2 separate regions of the Homo sapiens genome follow, and region 2 is linked to region 1. Evidence: read pairs that join two places in POLR2A ChIA-PET (ENCODE). Cell type or tissue: MCF 10A. All regions are shown on one strand. Each heading gives the region's core, and the rest is flanking DNA. Links, peaks and the distances in the headings are about the cores only.

Region 1 (8,287 bases), core at 1,316-6,315:
ACCCTTCTTTTCCAATTAGAGGCAAAGAAGTAAAATATTGAAGCCAATACTCAGAACTCAAGTAATTCTGATAGCTACAACATTGAGCTATAATTCCAGGCTCAGTGGATCCTTTCCAGGCCTGGCTCTATTTATCTAAGAAACTAAGAGAGACAAACAGGCCTCCTCCTCAGCACAGCTATGATGAATATTTAATTAGCTAATAATACAAAGTAAATGTATCATCAATAGCAAATGAGATGCTTATAATTAACTTGGGACAAAGAAGTAGAAATCAAGAAATAGCCTGAATCTGGGCAGGGTGGCTCGTGCCTATAATCCCAGTGCTTTTGGAGGCCAAGGCAGGAGGATTGCTTGAAGCCAGGAGTTTGAGACCAGCCTGGGCAACATGGCGAGAATCTGTCTCTACAAAAAAATTTAAAAAATTAAAAAAAAAATTAGCTGGGCATGGTGGCACACACCTGTAGTCCCAGCTGCTCAGGAAGCTGAGATGGGAGGATCACTTGAGCCCAGGAGTTCAAGGCTGCAGTGAGCTATGATTGCGCCACTGCACTCAAGCCTGGTTGACACAGCAGACTCGGTCTCTTAAAAAAAAGTAGCCTGAGATGGTTATTTTCATCATAAACTGCCTTTTTCTCTGAGGCAAGGCTGTTAAACTGCTAGCATTTGGAAAGGCCTATGGCCAAGTCAAATGTCCCTGGAATTTACATAAGGTCCAGGGCAGACTTGTTCAGCATGAGACAAATGGGACAAGATCAGGTGGTGAACAGAAGCTCCAGAAGGCCATGCTTATGTGCAGCACACCGTTCATTCATTCCTACTGTGGCGATGATATTGTGGCTCTCCAAAGACTTCCACATCATCATCCTTAGAATCTGTGACTATGTTGCCTTACCTGGCAAAATGGACTTTCCAGATGTGCGATTTAAGTTAAGGATCTTGAGATGGAGAGATTGTCCTTGATTAGCTGGGTGAGTCCAGCGTAACCTCCTTATAAGAGAAGGAGGAACCCGGGTGTGGTGGCACATTCCTGTAATCCCAGCTACGCAGGAGGCTGAGGCAGGAGAATTGCTTGAACCCGGGAAGGCGGAGGTTGCAGTGAGCTGAGATCGCGCTATTGCACTCCAGCCTGGGCAACAAGAGCGAAACTCCATCTCAAAAAATAAATAAATAGAGAGAGAGAGAGAGAAGGAGAGTTAGACTCAGAGAAGGAGATGAGATGGCAGAAGTGAGGTCAGAGTCATAGACAGAAATTTGAAGATGCTTCACTGCTGGCTGTGAAGACGGAAGAAGCGGACATGAGCCAAGAAATGCAAGAAGTCTCTGGAACCTGGAAAAAGCAGGGAAAGGGTCTCCCCTGCAGCCTTTAAAAGGAAAGCAGTTCTGCTGACACTTTGACTTTAGCCTAATGAAGGCCGTTTTGGATTTCTGACTTCCAGAGATATCGTAATAAACTTGTGTTGTTTTCAGTCACTAAATGTGTGCTATTTTGTTGCAGCGGCAATAAGAAACTAATACCTCTAAGTGGCAGAGAGTCAAAGATGAAAAAGACACATTCCTCCTGTGGGCATTTGTTTAAAAAATATTTATCGGGTTGCTCAAAGTCGCATGATAGCTGATGCTTATCAGCCACCCATTATGTGTCAGGCAGGATGTTAGGTGCTTTGCATCCGTTTCTCCAATCCTCAGACCCATCCTAGTATACATACTGCTGACATTTATTAAACACCATGCACCAGACACAGTCTTAAACACTTAACATGTATTATCATATTTCATTCTTATAGCCCTGAGATAGATCATAATCACTCTCATTTTACACAAGTGGAAACAGGCGAAGGGAAGCTGAAAGTAGTTTCTCAGGGTCAAATTGCTAAAAGTGATTAAAATTTTAGCTTGCCTGCCTCCAGAACCTGCTCTGTATTTTCCCCATTTTCCAGATGAGTAAATTAAGGCTCAGAAAGGTTAAATAACTTGGCAAAGCCAAAACTGATTCATCATCTGCTGACCATCCACCAGACCGACTTTCTCCTGACTCTCCCTGTACGCCCTCTCCACTAGCCCAGAGCCTTCTGATTCTAGTCTGAAGCTTGTTCGGAAAACCTTGTATTCAGCCTGGACGATGTAGCAAGACCCCATATCTAAAAAAATAAAAAAATTTAAAAAAAAAACCCTGGTATGATGGCATGCACCTGTAGTGCCAGCTACTTGGGAGGCTGAGGCAGGAGGGTCACTTGAACCTAGGAGTTTGTGGCTACAATGAACCATGATCACACCACTGCACTCCAGCCTGGGCTATAGAACAAGACCGTGTCTCAGAAAAAGAAAAAAAAAGAAAGGAAGGAAGGAAACCTTGTGTGTTGTAATGACTAGGTCTCTCATAGACTGATTTTGAAGTTGACCGGCTCTTGGTACAGAAATGTGCGGGCAGGGTATCCCAGGCTGGATGGCCTGAGTCCTCCCTGCTGTCTTCAGCTCCCTTTAAGCTGTGGTTAAGATGCCCATTTCACTGCATGAGACAGTGACAGGACAGAATGAGCACAGCGATTTTATTCACTCATTTAAACAGCCGTGAAACACGTATTCATTATTTACGGCTCCTGAGAACTGCTACACTTCCCTACTTTTCAACGACATAAAGAGAGCTGGTTTCTTGCTGGAACTGTACCTACAAAGAACACACATTCAGGGCAGGGCTGGGTCCATCTTGTTCATCCTATCCCGGAGCCCAGCACTGCACCTGGACTACAGTAAGAAGTTCCATCACTGTTCTTGACTGATTTATGTAGCTCCATTAACACCATTGAGATCACTAATGGTTGCTCATGGGGCCTGCTGGGAAACCACGCAGGTAATTTCACTGTTTTGCCTATAATTGGGTTTGTCCCTTAGCTATCAAACTATGGCAGTCTTCAGTGTCTCAAATGTCTGGTTTCGTTGTTGCTGTTTTGAGACGGAGTCTCACTCTGTCATCCAGGCTGGAGTGCAGTGGTGCAATCTCAGCTCACTGCAACCTCTGCCTCCCAGGTCCAAGTGATTCTCCTGCCTCAGCCTCCCGAGTACTGGAACTACAGGCGTGCACCACCATGCCCAGCTAATTTTTGTATTTTTAGTAGAGACGGGGTTTCACCATGTTGACCAGGCTGATCTTGAACTCCTGACCTCAAGTGATCCACCTGTCTCTGCCTCCCAAAGTTCTGAGATTACAGGTGTGAGCCACCACACCTAGGCTTTTGGTTTTTTTGAGACACGGTCTCACTCTGTCACCCAAGCTGGAGGGCAGTGGCATAATCACAGCTCACTACAGCCTTGACTTCCTAGGTTCAGGCAGTCCTCCCACCTCAGCCTCCCGAGTAGCTGGGACTACAGGTGCGTGCCACCACACCTGGCTAATTTGGTTTATTTTTTTGTAAAGACAGGGTCTCGCTATGTTGTTCAGGCTTTTCTCAAACTCCTGGACTCAGGACTTGCTCCCACCTCAGCCTCCCAAAGAGCTGAGATTACAGGAGTGAGTCACCACATCCTGCCTCTGTGTCTCAAATGTCAAACAGCTAGCTACCTCAAGGTATGACAGGAATATTTTTTTTTTTTTGAGACGGAGTCTCGCTCTTTTGCCCAGGACAGAGTGCAGTGGCGCAATCTCGGCTCACCGTGCCCGCCCCAGGAATATTTTTAAAGTTGGTCACTGTTCATGAAGTCCTTTCTCATGACTTGATACATCATCTCTGTGCCAGCCAAACAAACCTGTTTGCAACTATGCTCCTGGCTTTCACTCGTGGCTTCTTTGTCCTTCTGCACAAATCGTATTTCCACATTGAATGTGTGGACGAAAGAAAAGAAAAAACAAGTTTTTAATGAATTAAAGTTAGTTTTATTCAGAAGTCTTACTGAGGACTGTGGACTGAGGCCTATAGCTCTGGAGGAGTCTTTCAGAGAGGAGATTTTGTCAGAAATCTCCCAACCAGTGTTTTAGCTCACAGCTTATATACAGGAGGGGGGAGTTTATGATGACAGATCACATCCAACGTACTCAGAAGTTATTATATTGGTGCAAATGTAATTGTGGTTTTTGCTATTAAAAGTAATTACTTTGAAGCAGAATCACAACAAGGTTGAGGTATAAGAGTCCATCTAGTTATAGATTACAAAAACATAGTCACTAAACTCATCAGAAGTTATCTTATGTTGGCCAGTCACAGTGGCCTACAATCCCAGCACTCTGGGAAGCTGAGGTGGGTGGATCACTTGAGGTCAGGAGTTCGAGACCCGCCTGGCCAACATGGTGAAACCCCCGTCTCTACTAAAAATATACAAAAAAAATTAGCCGGGTGTGGTGTTGTGTGCCTGTAATCCCAGGTACTCAGGAGGCTGAGGCAGAAGAATCGCTTGAACCCAGGAGAGGTTGCAGCGAGCCGAGATCAAGCTACTGCACTCCAGCATGGGCAACAGAGTAAGACTCTGTCTCAAAATGAAAAAAAAAAAAAGTTATCTTATGTTTAAGGAAAGACAAGGACAAGGGTCATTTATCTTTAAGGAATATGGTGACCCAAGTAAGAGACACAGACGGCCATATGCTCTGTCCTGTTTTGTCTTTAAAGCATCCCTCCAGAGATCTGCACGTCACCACAGAGCCAGGTGCTTGGTGAAATTATGCTGGCAAGCAGAAATGAGCAGATATGGCTTCTGTTTGCTACTTCGTCTCACAAATGCTTTTTACTTTCTCTGTACCAATTCACACTCCTCCTGTCTATCTCCTCCTGGATTATCACCATCCTAAGCAGGTGATCCTGGAAGTCACATTCCCTCTGTTCTTACGTGTGTGCTGGATTGCCAAGGTAAGATTATGTCCATCAAGGCTTGTATTTATGCATCCTGTGTGTCCTCAGGAAAATCACAAGCCTTGGGATGGTAGAAATCATAAAATCATACATTCTATTTCTTTCCTATCAAATCCCTGCCAGGACACTTATTAGTATAGATATTAATTCAGTTTTCAGTAAGTATGTAATAAATGGTTCTAACTGAGTTTCTTCTTTTATACAGGTAGAAAGAGCAGACTTTGATTTTAGTCCTGGCTCTGTCTTGAACTACCTGAGTGGTATTAGCCGGGACACTTCACTCCTGCCCACATGCCTCTCAATTATAAAATGAGGAGAAAGGCCAAGCACGGAGACTCATGCCTATAATCCCAGCACTTCATGAGGCCAAGACAAGAAGATCACTGGAGTAAGGAGTTCGAGACCAGCCTAAGCAACATAGCAAGACCCACATCTCTACAAAAAATTTTAAAATTAGCTGGGTATGGTGGTGCACAATTGTGGTCCAGTAGAATGCTCAGTAGATGTTAGCTATCATCATCATCTTTATTATTATTAGGGCTTTATTAATTATTATTACTATTGGCTCTTAAATCAACATGATTTTTGCCACATTGCCCAGGCTGGTCTCAAACTCCTATCCTCAGGCATTCTACCCGCTTTGGCCTCCCGAAGTGCTAGGACTACAGGTGTGAGCCACTGCACCCGGAACCCGGGTATATATTGAAAAGGATGAATAGTTGTGAGCTTGGGCAAGTTGCTTAATCTCTCAATGCCTCGGTTCCTCACCCAAGATGAATAATGATCCCTACCTCATAGGGTTCTTATGAGGATTCAGGCAATTAGACCCAGACTGGCTACTTAGTAAGCACTCAGTAGATGTTAGCTATCATCATCATCTTGATTATTATTAGGGCTTTATTAATTATTATTATTTTTTTTATGAGAGAGTCTTGCTCTGTCGCCCAAGCTGGAGTGCAGTGGCACAATCTTGGCTCACTGCAACCTCCGCCTCCCAGGTTCAAGTAATTCTCCTGGCTTAGCCTCCCAAGTAGCTGGGATTACAAGCGCCCACCACCATGCCCAGCGAATTTTTTGTATTTTTAGTAGAGACGGGGTTTCACCATGTTGGCCAGGCTGGTCTCGAATTCCTGACCTCAGGCGATCCGCCCATCTCGGCCTCCCAAAGTGCTGGGATTACAGGCATGAGCCACCACGCCCAGCCAATTATTATTATTATAGGCTGTCAAGCCAATTCCCAGTAGTACTCTTACCTACATGAGGATGGAAGCTCTGGCAGGACAGGGAGGTAAGCTCACGTTAGAGCCAGTCTACCTGCTGGGAAGCAGAGAAGCTCAGGCTGCCGCCTGCCAGTATTTTTAGCAGCGATGGTGAATCACGAGCAGTTAGTGTCAGAAAGACTAAAAATTGAAATAGCTTCTAACACCTCGACAGTATTTTTACCACACTGTTTTATCTAGGCATTAAAAATATACATGGTTTTAATTATATCTTGCTTTGCAGGAGGGGAAAAGAAAACCCTCAGCCGCTTGCCATCTCTCTCCTTTTTATATGTGTCTTTCTTCATGAAAAGCGGGCCTCTGAAAACGATTGCATGAAGTGGAGCGTCTCTGTCAGGTGGAACTGGCCTCCCAGGCCGCATTTACCCCAGTGTTATTACAGGAAATGAATGCATTGTATTGAAGGCCGTTTGTCGCTCATTGTTGCTCAGGCTCAGGCCTGTGTGGGACTGTTTGTCCTCCTGCACACACAGCAGCCATTGTGTCCCCTGCAACATCCTACATGCAGCTGTGAACAGTTGTGCCCGAGCCAGTTTATCGGCCGTGGAATTCACTCAGAAAGGAATCGAGAACAACATATCAAGTCAGGGCCCTCATTTTCTCTGGGAATGTTCTGAGCTCTCCCGCATTCCTCCTCCCACTTGGCCAAGAAAAACAAACAAACAGTGGCCTCCTTTGATGTACGCACCTCTGGGCTATTCAGAGGTGGGATTTTTTGGGTAAGAATTTCCAATTTCTACATGGAATCTCCATTCACAACTTTCTGGACCCAGAGAGCTAAGGCAACAGAATCTAATAACTACAAAGGCTGTCCCTGCCACTGATCTCTGGGGCCAAATGATGTCCCTACAGTAAACAAAGTCAAGGGGGTGTCCCACCCCGTCATTTCACACCATGACAGCCGTGAGGCTAATTTGCAGGGTGACTCTATGAACACTGTGTTGTCCTTTCGGGTTGTTCATATGGCCCACCTCCCATAGGACACATATTTAATTCATCAGAACATGAAACACTTGGCAGGGCACAGTGGCTCACCCCTGTAACTCCACACTTTTGGAGGCCGAGATGAGAGCGTCACTTGAGGCCAGGAGTTCGAGACCAGCCTAAGCAATATAGCAAGATCCTATCTTTATTTTAAAAGAATGAAAAATAAAAAACAGGAGGCTGGGCGTGGTGGCCCATGCCTGTAATCCCAACACTTTGGGAGGCCAAGGCAGGTGGATCACCTGAGGTCAAGAGTTCGAGACCAACCTGGCCAACATGGCAAAACCCTGTCTCTATTAAAAATACAAAAATTAGCCAGGCATGGTGGTGGGCACCTGTAGTCCCAGCTACTTGGGAGGCTGAGCAGGAGGATCGCTTGAACCCAGGAGGCGAAGGTTGCAGTGAGCCGAGATCGTGCCACTGTACTGCAGCCTGGGAGACAAAGTAAGACTCTGTCTTAAAAAATAAGAATAATGAAAAAAAAAAAAACAAGAAATATCGGCTCCCAGGCTAGAAATAGGAGTCAAGAAAGACTGAGGCAGGTTTCATAGGTGAACATTCATATCAAGTCTTGGCAACTGTTTAGGTGGGACAGTTGAGGCTTGGGTTGGCTTAGAAACATTGATCATTTTTTCTTAAGCATAGTGCCTACAATTTTGATTGGTAAATGGGGTTTTGGGCTTGGTTGTGGAAAGTGAACCAACCATCTGTTTTTTTCCTTGGACTGCAGTGGTGCTCAACAGAACATTTTGCACGAGGAGCCTTAAGCTAAACATTTGCTCTAAAACATATATGTGTATCTATACATCTATGTACATGTAAAAAAACCATGTGTATCCACTTATCAGAATAAATCTCTGATGCTGGGTGTGGTGGCTGATGCCTGTAATCCCATCACTTTGGAAGGCCAAGGCAAGTGGATCACTTAATCCCAGGAGTTTTGAGACTAGCCTGGGCAACACAGTGAAACCCTGTCTCTACAAAAAATACACAAATTATCTGGGTGTGGTGGTGCATGCCTATAGTCCCAGCTACTAGGGAGGCTGAGATGGAAGGATTGCTTGAGCCTGGGATGTCAAGGCTGCAGTGAGCCATGAGCATGCCACTGCCCGAGTGACACAGCAAGACCCTGTCTCAAAAGAAAAAAAAAGAATAAATATCTAACAAACACAATATATCAATAGT
Region 2 (8,287 bases), core at 1,192-6,191, 82 kb after region 1:
GTCTCCCAAACCGCTGGGATTACAGGCATGAGCCACTGTGCCCAAACTCTTCCATTTATATTCTATGGGGTGTCTAGTGTATGTCAGGATTTGTTCTAGGCACTAGGGATACAGCAAAAAATAAAATAGACTTATTTCCTGTTCTTCTGAGATTTACATTCTAGGCTGAGAAGACAGGCAATAAATAAAAAATAAAACAATAGGTGGCAATAAGTGCTTTTTGAAAAATTAAATAAAGTATGTATAAGGGGTGAAGGTGGAAAGAAAGGGTAATTGGGGTGGGGTGGAGTCAGGTAGGTGACTATGGTGCTATTTTAAGTAGGATGGTTAGGGAAGACATGTTTGAGCAAAAGCCTGAATCAAATGAGGAGAGTGGATATCTGGCAGGGAGAAGCATAGTCTAGCCTTGGGGAATAACAGGTGCAAACAGTAGGTGAGTGACAGATGAGGTGGGGGAAAGCCTCGGTGCCTGATGAACTTTAAGCAGATTGGTATAGCCTGGAGGTGGATCAGTAGCATGAAGTAAACTACTGTAAAGATTTTGGCTTTTCATCTGAGTGAAATGGGAAGCCATCAGAGAGTTTTAAGCAAAGAAGAGACAAGACCTGATTTAGGCTCTAAAAGGGTTGCACTGGCTCCTGTATTGAGAGTAGACACTAGTAAAGACAGAGCAGAAGACTAGCTGAAGGCTGTCAACTCATCCAGGTGATCGATGACTTCACGTGGACTTGGGTGACCGCTGTGGAGGTGATCAGATTCTAGATATAATATGATGGTGTTGCTGACAGAGTTTACTGATGTGGGGATGTGGGGTGGGAGAGAAAGAGGGGTCAAGGCTGTTTTGAAGTTCTTAGTCTGGAGCAGCAGTATGAACAGAATTGCCACTTAACGTGGAAAGGGCAGATTAGGGTGTCTTTAATTTGAGACCTCTTGAATTTCGAAGTGGAGCTAGTCATTTCCTATTATTCAGGGTTTGGGGCCTGAGCAACTTGAGCTGCCATTTACTGGTTTTGTTTTGAGACAGAGTCTCACGCTGTCGCCTAGGCTGGAGTGCAATGGCACGATCTCAGCTCACTGCCACCTCCGCCTCCCAGGTTCAAGTGATTCTCCTGCCTCAGCCTCCCGAGAGTAGCTGGGATTACAGGCGCCCACGACCATGCCAAGCTAATTTTTGTACTTTTAGTAGAGACGAGGTTTCACCATGTTGACCAGGCTGGTCTTGAACTCCTGACCTCAGTTCAGCATTTGCTGTTTTCAGACTGATTTTTGCCAGTCTGATGGATTTGAAATTGGTCTTATTATCATTTTAATTTGCATTATCCTGATTTCAGTGATACTGGGCATCTTTTATTATGTTTGGTGAAAACATGTATTTTCTCTTTCATAAATTGCCTATTCATCTTTTCTATTTTAGTTATTGGTTTATGGAGGCTCAGGCTATAAATCCTTGGTGGGAGGCCGGGCACAGTGGCTCATGCCTGTGATCCCAGCACTTTGGGAGGCTGAGGCGGGTGGATCAGGAGGTCAGGAGTTCAAGACCAGCCTGGCCAAGATGGTGAAACCCCGTCTCTACTAAAAATACAAAAAATTAGCCAGGCGTGGTGGCACGCGCCTGTAATCCCAGCTACTCCGGAGGCTGAGGCAGAGAATTGCTTAAACCTGGAGGGGCAGAGGTTGCAGTGAGCCGAGATCATGCCACTGCACTCCAGCCTGGGCGACAGAGCGAGACTCCGTCGCAAATAAATAAATAAATAAATAAATCCTTGGTGGGTTATATCAGTTGCATATATCTTCTGATAGACTGTAGCTTGTTTTTTCATTTTGTTTCTAATTACTTGGTCACTCAAACCATTATTTAAGGCAGATTAAATAACATACAACCAGATTGGGCAACATAGCAAGACCCTGTCTCTACAAAAAAATTTAAAAAATATTAGCCAGGCATGGTAGTGCACATCTGTGGTCCCTGAGCTACTTGGGAGGCTCGGGTAGGAGGATCAATTGAGCCCAGGAGGTCAAGACTGCAGTGAGCGATGATGGCACCACTGCATTCCAGCCTAGGCAACAGAGCAAGACCCTGTCTCAAAAACAACAACAACAAAATTTATCCTAAAAATGTATTTGTCGTTTATCTAAAATTCGAGTTGAGGGGCCAGGCATGGTGGCTCACGCATGTAATCCCAGTGCTTTGGGAGGCTGAGGCGAGCGGATCACAATGTCAGGAGTTTGAGACTAGCCTGACCAACATGGTGAAATTCCGTCTCTTCTAAAAATACAAAAAAAAAAAAAAAAAAGAATAAAAAATTAGCTGGGCATGGTGGCATGCACCTGTAATCCCAGGTACTCAGGAGGTTGAGGCAGGAGAGTCGCTTGAACCTGGGAGGCAGAGGTTGCAGTAAGACGAGATCGCGCCACTGCACTCCAGCCTGGGCAATAGGGGGAGACTCCATCTCAAATAAATAAATAAATAAATAAAATTCAAGTTGAACTGGGTATCCTATATTTTATCTGGGAACCCTATTGGAGATAGAACTGGAGCATCTGCCTTTGACCCAGAGATGAAACCACCTATGGAAGACAATGGAGCTATTGTAGCAGGCCTGAAGAGCATACTTGGGGATCATTACCTGAAAAAGACATAACTTTCTTTGTAGCCACTTCTAAATACAAGTACTGTGGTATTTAAAAAACATTTTGGTGCAAGAGCTTAGCCTTTGTCCTAACCAATATGTGAAAACTTTCTTGCAATTCCAAGGATTAAAAGGATTGACCAGGTGCAGTGGCTCATGCCTGTAACCCTAGCACTTTGGGAAACCCAGGCAGGAAGATCACCTGAGCCCAGGAGTTCAATACCAGCCTGGCCAATATAGTGAGACACTGTCTCTACTAAAAAACTTTTTTTAATTAAAAAAAAATTTATCATGTTTCAGGGATTATGAAAACAGAATAGTGACTTGGGGGAAGTTACTAAACTTTCATATAAGAAAAGAAATCCGGCAGGGCACGGTGGCTCGAGCCTGTAATCCCAGCACTTTGGGAGGCTGAGGCGGGTGGATGACTTGAGATCAGGAGTTTGAGACCAGCCTGACCAATATGGCGAAACCCCGTCTCTACTAAAAATACCAAATTAGCCAGGCATGGTGGCGGGCACCTGTAGTCTCAGCTACTCGGGAGGCTGAGATGGGAGTATTGCTTGAACCCAGGAGGTGGAGGTTGCAGTGAGCCGAGATCATGCCACTGTACTCCAGCCTGGGCAACAACAGAGTGAGACTCTGTCTCAAAAAAGAAAAGAAATCCTACAAGCAAATCAAAGTGAATTACCTAATGCAGGGGTTCGCCGACTGTGGCACATATACCAAATCCAGTCTTCTATCTGTTATCAAGTTTTATAGAAACAGCCACATTCATTCATTTATACGTTGTCCATCCCTGCTTTAGTACTGTAACAGCAGAGTTGAGTAGTTGCAACAGAGGTCGCGTGGCACTGCAAAGCCTAAAATATTATCTATCTGGCCCTTTACAGAAAAAGTTTAATGATCCCTGACCCAAAAGAAAACCATTACTCACCTAAAAATTTTTCTCAGCATTAATTGATAAGAAAAATTTTGAAGAAAACAAATAATGTGACTTAAAGATTGAATCATGTGGTCATTCACATTTAAAAGCAGCTGAAAGGCTGGGTGCAGTGGCTCATGCCTGTAATCCCAGAACTTTGGGAGACTAAGGTGTGAAGCTTGCTTGAGGCTGGGAGTTCAAGAATAGCTTGGGCTAAAAATTAGCTACAACACCCAGGTAATTTTTAAATGTTTTTGTAGAGATAGGTCTAATTATGTTGACCAGGCTGGTCTTGAATTCCTGGGCTCAAAAAATCCTTATGCCTCGGCCTCCCAAAGTGTTGGATTACAGGTGTGAGCCACTATGCCCAACAGTTTTTTTTTTAATGAGACACACACTAAAATCTGATTTGTTTATTGCCTGCAACATTTTTCTTTTCTTTTTTTTTTTTTTGGTTTCAAACACCAATTTGAATGAGGCTTTTTTATACTAAAAAGTTATCTGTTGTTTATCTGATGTTCAAATTGAACTGTGTGCTCATTGTTTTTATTTGCTAAACTTGGCAACCCTACCTCCAGTCACTGTGAATCGGGGAAGGGTCTAGGAAGGCACAGATCTAAGCCTTTTAAGGGAAGACTTCCAGAGTGACACACAATCATTCCTGCCCACATTTCATTGCCTAGAATTTAGTCATGGCCACACCTAGACACACCTAGATAGAAAGTCTAGCTTGTTAACCAGGTGCCTAACTAAAATACTACTATTATAGGAGAAGGAGAGAACAGATTTGGGGGAACATTTAGCAGGCTACCATAGTATATCTTTGAAAAAAATTTTTTTTAGTTTCATTAGTTGTAAATTCTGTCAGAGACATCAATTTCTCTAAATCAGATTTCTGTTGTCTTCTATATTTTTCATCTCCTGTCTAATCACTTTAATCTTTGTCCTTTTCCTTTGTATTTGATGTGCTTTAAAACAAATCTGTCATCCATCCCACAATTTTCTGCTAGATATTTCTTATTTTTATTTTTTAAAAATAGAGATGAGGTCTCACTGTGTTGCCCAGGCTGGTCTTGAATTCCCAGGCTCAAGTGATCCTCCCACCTTGGCCTCTGTGCTAGGATTACAGGCATGAGCCACTGTGCCCGGCCAGACATTTCTTATTTCTTCTTATTTCTAATTCATGTATTATTTCTGCAACGGTATGATTTTTCCCTCTCAATACCTTCTCTTAGCCATTCTAACATCTTTTATATTTCATTCATTCTCTTGTGATTTCACTTTTGATATATTTTATTTTCTTCGGGGTATGAAACATTTGTCTCTATATTTCTTCTGCTTACTGGGGTTAATCTTCTTCCATAATATATCTTTTCTTTTTAGAATATATTCCTTTATTTCATCTCTTCCCCAATATCACAATTTAAAATGTTTATGTCAGTCTTATTTCCTTTTCATTCATCTTTGATGAATATTTACTATCTAAAATTTCTATTTATATTGAAAGAAACAGGGTGGATGAATTATCTTTGAGGACCCCAGGCTTCTTGTTGGATTCAAGCAATGAGGAGCCACAGAAGAAAGCTGGAAGGAGGCATGAGAATGGGTTCGTAAAATGTGGTATGAGATTGGGCCCCTTCATAGTTTTAGTGTTTGTTTTTTTCTTTTTTACTTCGTAATTTTTAAAAATTAAAATATAATTGAAAAAATCTTTGAGGAGAAAGGTTATGTAAGCCTGCCATCTATCCTACTTAAGCCCAGATGTGAATTACCACATATTGCCCTGCGATCTTTTCCTATCTGAGGGAAGAAGCCTTGGTTAGTTGACTTTTGGATTAATAAGGAATGCAAGCAATTATAGGGATAGAGGAATGGAATCTACAGTGCTAGACAATATTGAAAGATACTCAGAGTTTCTTGAATCAAGGAATAGAGAAGTCTTTAGGTGTCTTTCCTGATTCTGCTCAATGACAATGAAAGGGAAGGCTAGAACTTTTTATTTTTTTTGATGAAAAGATTTGATTACTTTGGATTAGGCCTATGATATTAAAAATCAACTGCTAGCACAGTTTCCTAGTTAAAATGTTTGGAATTTAGCATTCTATTCCAAAATGATAAAAACATATTTCAATTCTCCAGTTGTAATATGGGTTTCTCCAGATTGCACTGTATTTTCACAATGTTCCAACTCATATTTAGTTGGGTGGGTGGAAACATTTTAAAAACTAGTCTCATATTTTTAAGGAAAGTTGGAATACTTATAAATGAAAGTCACGATTCTTAGGATAAAATAAAAACTTGCACATGGATTTTTTATTCATATTTTTTCTTAAAACATATAAATAAACTTAACAATGTTGATGACTATGACTAGCATACCACTAAATTTTAATTATGGAAATTCTAATGCTGAATAATAATTTGGATCTAAAGAAAACTTTTGATATATGATTATGGATAAGCTTTGGGGTGAAATTTTATAGTTTCTACCAAAATGTAAGTGATATTAATTTTTAGGATGGTCTTATGGCTGAAAAACAGCTAAATCGCTGGCAGTGAAGTTTATTTATTTATTTATTTGAGATGGAGTGTCACTCTGTCAACCAGGCTTGGCCCTGCCTCCCAGGTTCAAGCAATTCTCCTGTCTCAGCCTCCTGAGTAAGCTGGGATTACAGGACCGTGCCACCATGCCCAGCTAATTTTTGTAGTTTTAGTAGAGATGGGGTTTTACCATGTTGTCCAGGCTGGTCTCGAATGTCTGACCTCAAGTGATCCACCCACTCGGGCCTCCCAAAGTACTGGGATTACAGGTGTGAGCCACAGCGCCTGGCCAGAGAAGTTTCGATAAGGAGATAAAATGTGGCATTTCCGAAAGTTGAGGCCCATACCAAGTGTTCTCTTTGTGGATACCTCTTATAATTTACACTCTTTGTTTTAGGCATATTCACATAGGCCTATACATATATCTTCCTGTGACCTGTACTGTTATTGGACCTGTACAGCCAGGAATTTCTTGAGGTATAAATATTTATCAATAATAGTGACATAACCATCTTTTATTTCTTGAATAATTCTGTAGTAATTTCTATGTGTAAAAGATGTGGTAGATATTGTGGGGATGTGAAAGTAGTAAAAGCTCCAGGAATCTCCTCTAGAGAAGTTTATAATCCAGATTAAAAAAGGAGATAATATTTAGCTAAATAAGATTTATTATTTTTTTCCCACAATATATCCGTGTAACAAAAGAAGATTGTTTATAATCAAGTAACAGCAACAAACAAACAAACAAACAAACCCAAAAATAAACACCAGTATTCTAGTCCAGAGGAGGAAAAGATGACAATAAACTGAGGGCAGATAAATTATTCAAGAATATTTATTGTGTGTGGCACTTTACTAGGCATTGTATATAATGAATTAAATAATGTCATTGCCTTCTAGAAATTAATCATCAAAGATAGTAATCATGTGGAGAGAAATAATAAGATACATATTTAGCAAATGCAGAACAATAAATTAGTAAATCATTTACATTATTTGTTTAAAAGAGATGAAGGAAGAGTCCTAGAAATTGCTGATTGTGGAGAATCATTCCCTTCTCTCAATTACAATAGTTAAATGCCTTGCAAGTGTGGTGGGATTTCTGTAGCTATTCAGTTCAACATGAAAATCTTTTGCTTTTTTTGTCCAGGCATGGTGGCTCACGCCTGTAATCCCAGCACTTTGGGAGGGCGGGGTGGGTGGATCACCTGAGGTCAGGAGTTCGAGACCAGCCTGGCCAACATGGTAAAATTCTGTCTCTACTAAAAAATACAAAAATTAGCTGGGTGTGGTGGTGCATGCCTGTCGTCCCAGCTACTGGGGAGGCTAAGGCACGAGAATCCCTTGAACCCAGGAGGCAGAGGTTGCAGTGAGCCAAGATCACACCACTGCACTCCAGCCTGGATGACAAAGTGAGACTCCGTCTCAAAAAAAAAAAAAAAGTCTTTTGCTCTTTCAAAGTAATATTAGCATGTAATGTGTCTTTTTGGTAATGTGTGAATAAGAAATAAACAAAACAAAACCCCTTACTCTTCTGAGGGCTATTGGTCTTAACGTAGTTTTGCAAAGGCTTCAACCCAAATTGCAAATTTCATTTGTGGATTCACTAGCAAACACTTGTGCTTCTCAGATGTGCCAGCTTCTGTTAACATATTCAGAGTAGAAATCATTCATAGATTATCATAGAATGGCCTTCCACACCAGGGGCTGGGATACTTTGCCTCTATTTTTGGCTTTGACATTTTTTCCCTTGATATTGGTTCACCAAAACAATATTATGTCATTAGCAAAGCCAACACTTACCTTTTAAGGATACAGTTCTCATCTTCATAAATGTCTTGCCTAGATTTAGTGTATAAAGCTTTCTTGTAGTTTTTATTAATATAGCTATAGTAATTTCAGAGGCTATTTCAAAGGATACTCCAAGAAGTTTGATTATAGGAAACCCACACATTTATTAGCTATACTCTAAGGAGGAAAATAGCCTTTCAAAGCAAACAAAGCTAGAATTACTGTTAGCTCTTGCTTATCCATGATATTTGAGGATAAAGAAAACTATCAAGATAGCAACCAGTTAGTTTCAATCTCCTTTCAGTTACAATGGCCCCAAAACCTATTGTTTCACCAAATCTCTCACTGAAACTAACACGTAGCCGCGTGACTGAAGTTTGGCCCCCTTTCCTTTCCCTTG

What was found. Peaks named below come from ENCODE experiments on the same cell type or tissue, not always from the same donor. Only the 100,000 strongest peaks of a DNase experiment are listed, where the experiment ranks them.
Region 2: POLR2A ChIA-PET joins it to region 1 with 5 read pairs; 3 of 35 experiments call an interaction of 5 or more read pairs at or near these places.

What each region holds. Positions count from the first base shown.
Region 1 is chr10:24,810,408-24,818,694 of GRCh38, reverse strand. No RefSeq gene overlaps it. Among named protein-coding and RNA genes, the nearest start is that of ARHGAP21, 91 kb to the right of the region's middle. In MCF 10A, for the core only: no CTCF peak of the experiment used is centred there; a DNase peak (open chromatin) is centred at 3,614.
Region 2 is chr10:24,728,062-24,736,348 of GRCh38, reverse strand. No RefSeq gene overlaps it. Among named protein-coding and RNA genes, the nearest start is that of ARHGAP21, 8.3 kb to the right of the region's middle. In MCF 10A, for the core only: no CTCF peak of the experiment used is centred there; no DNase peak of the experiment used is centred there.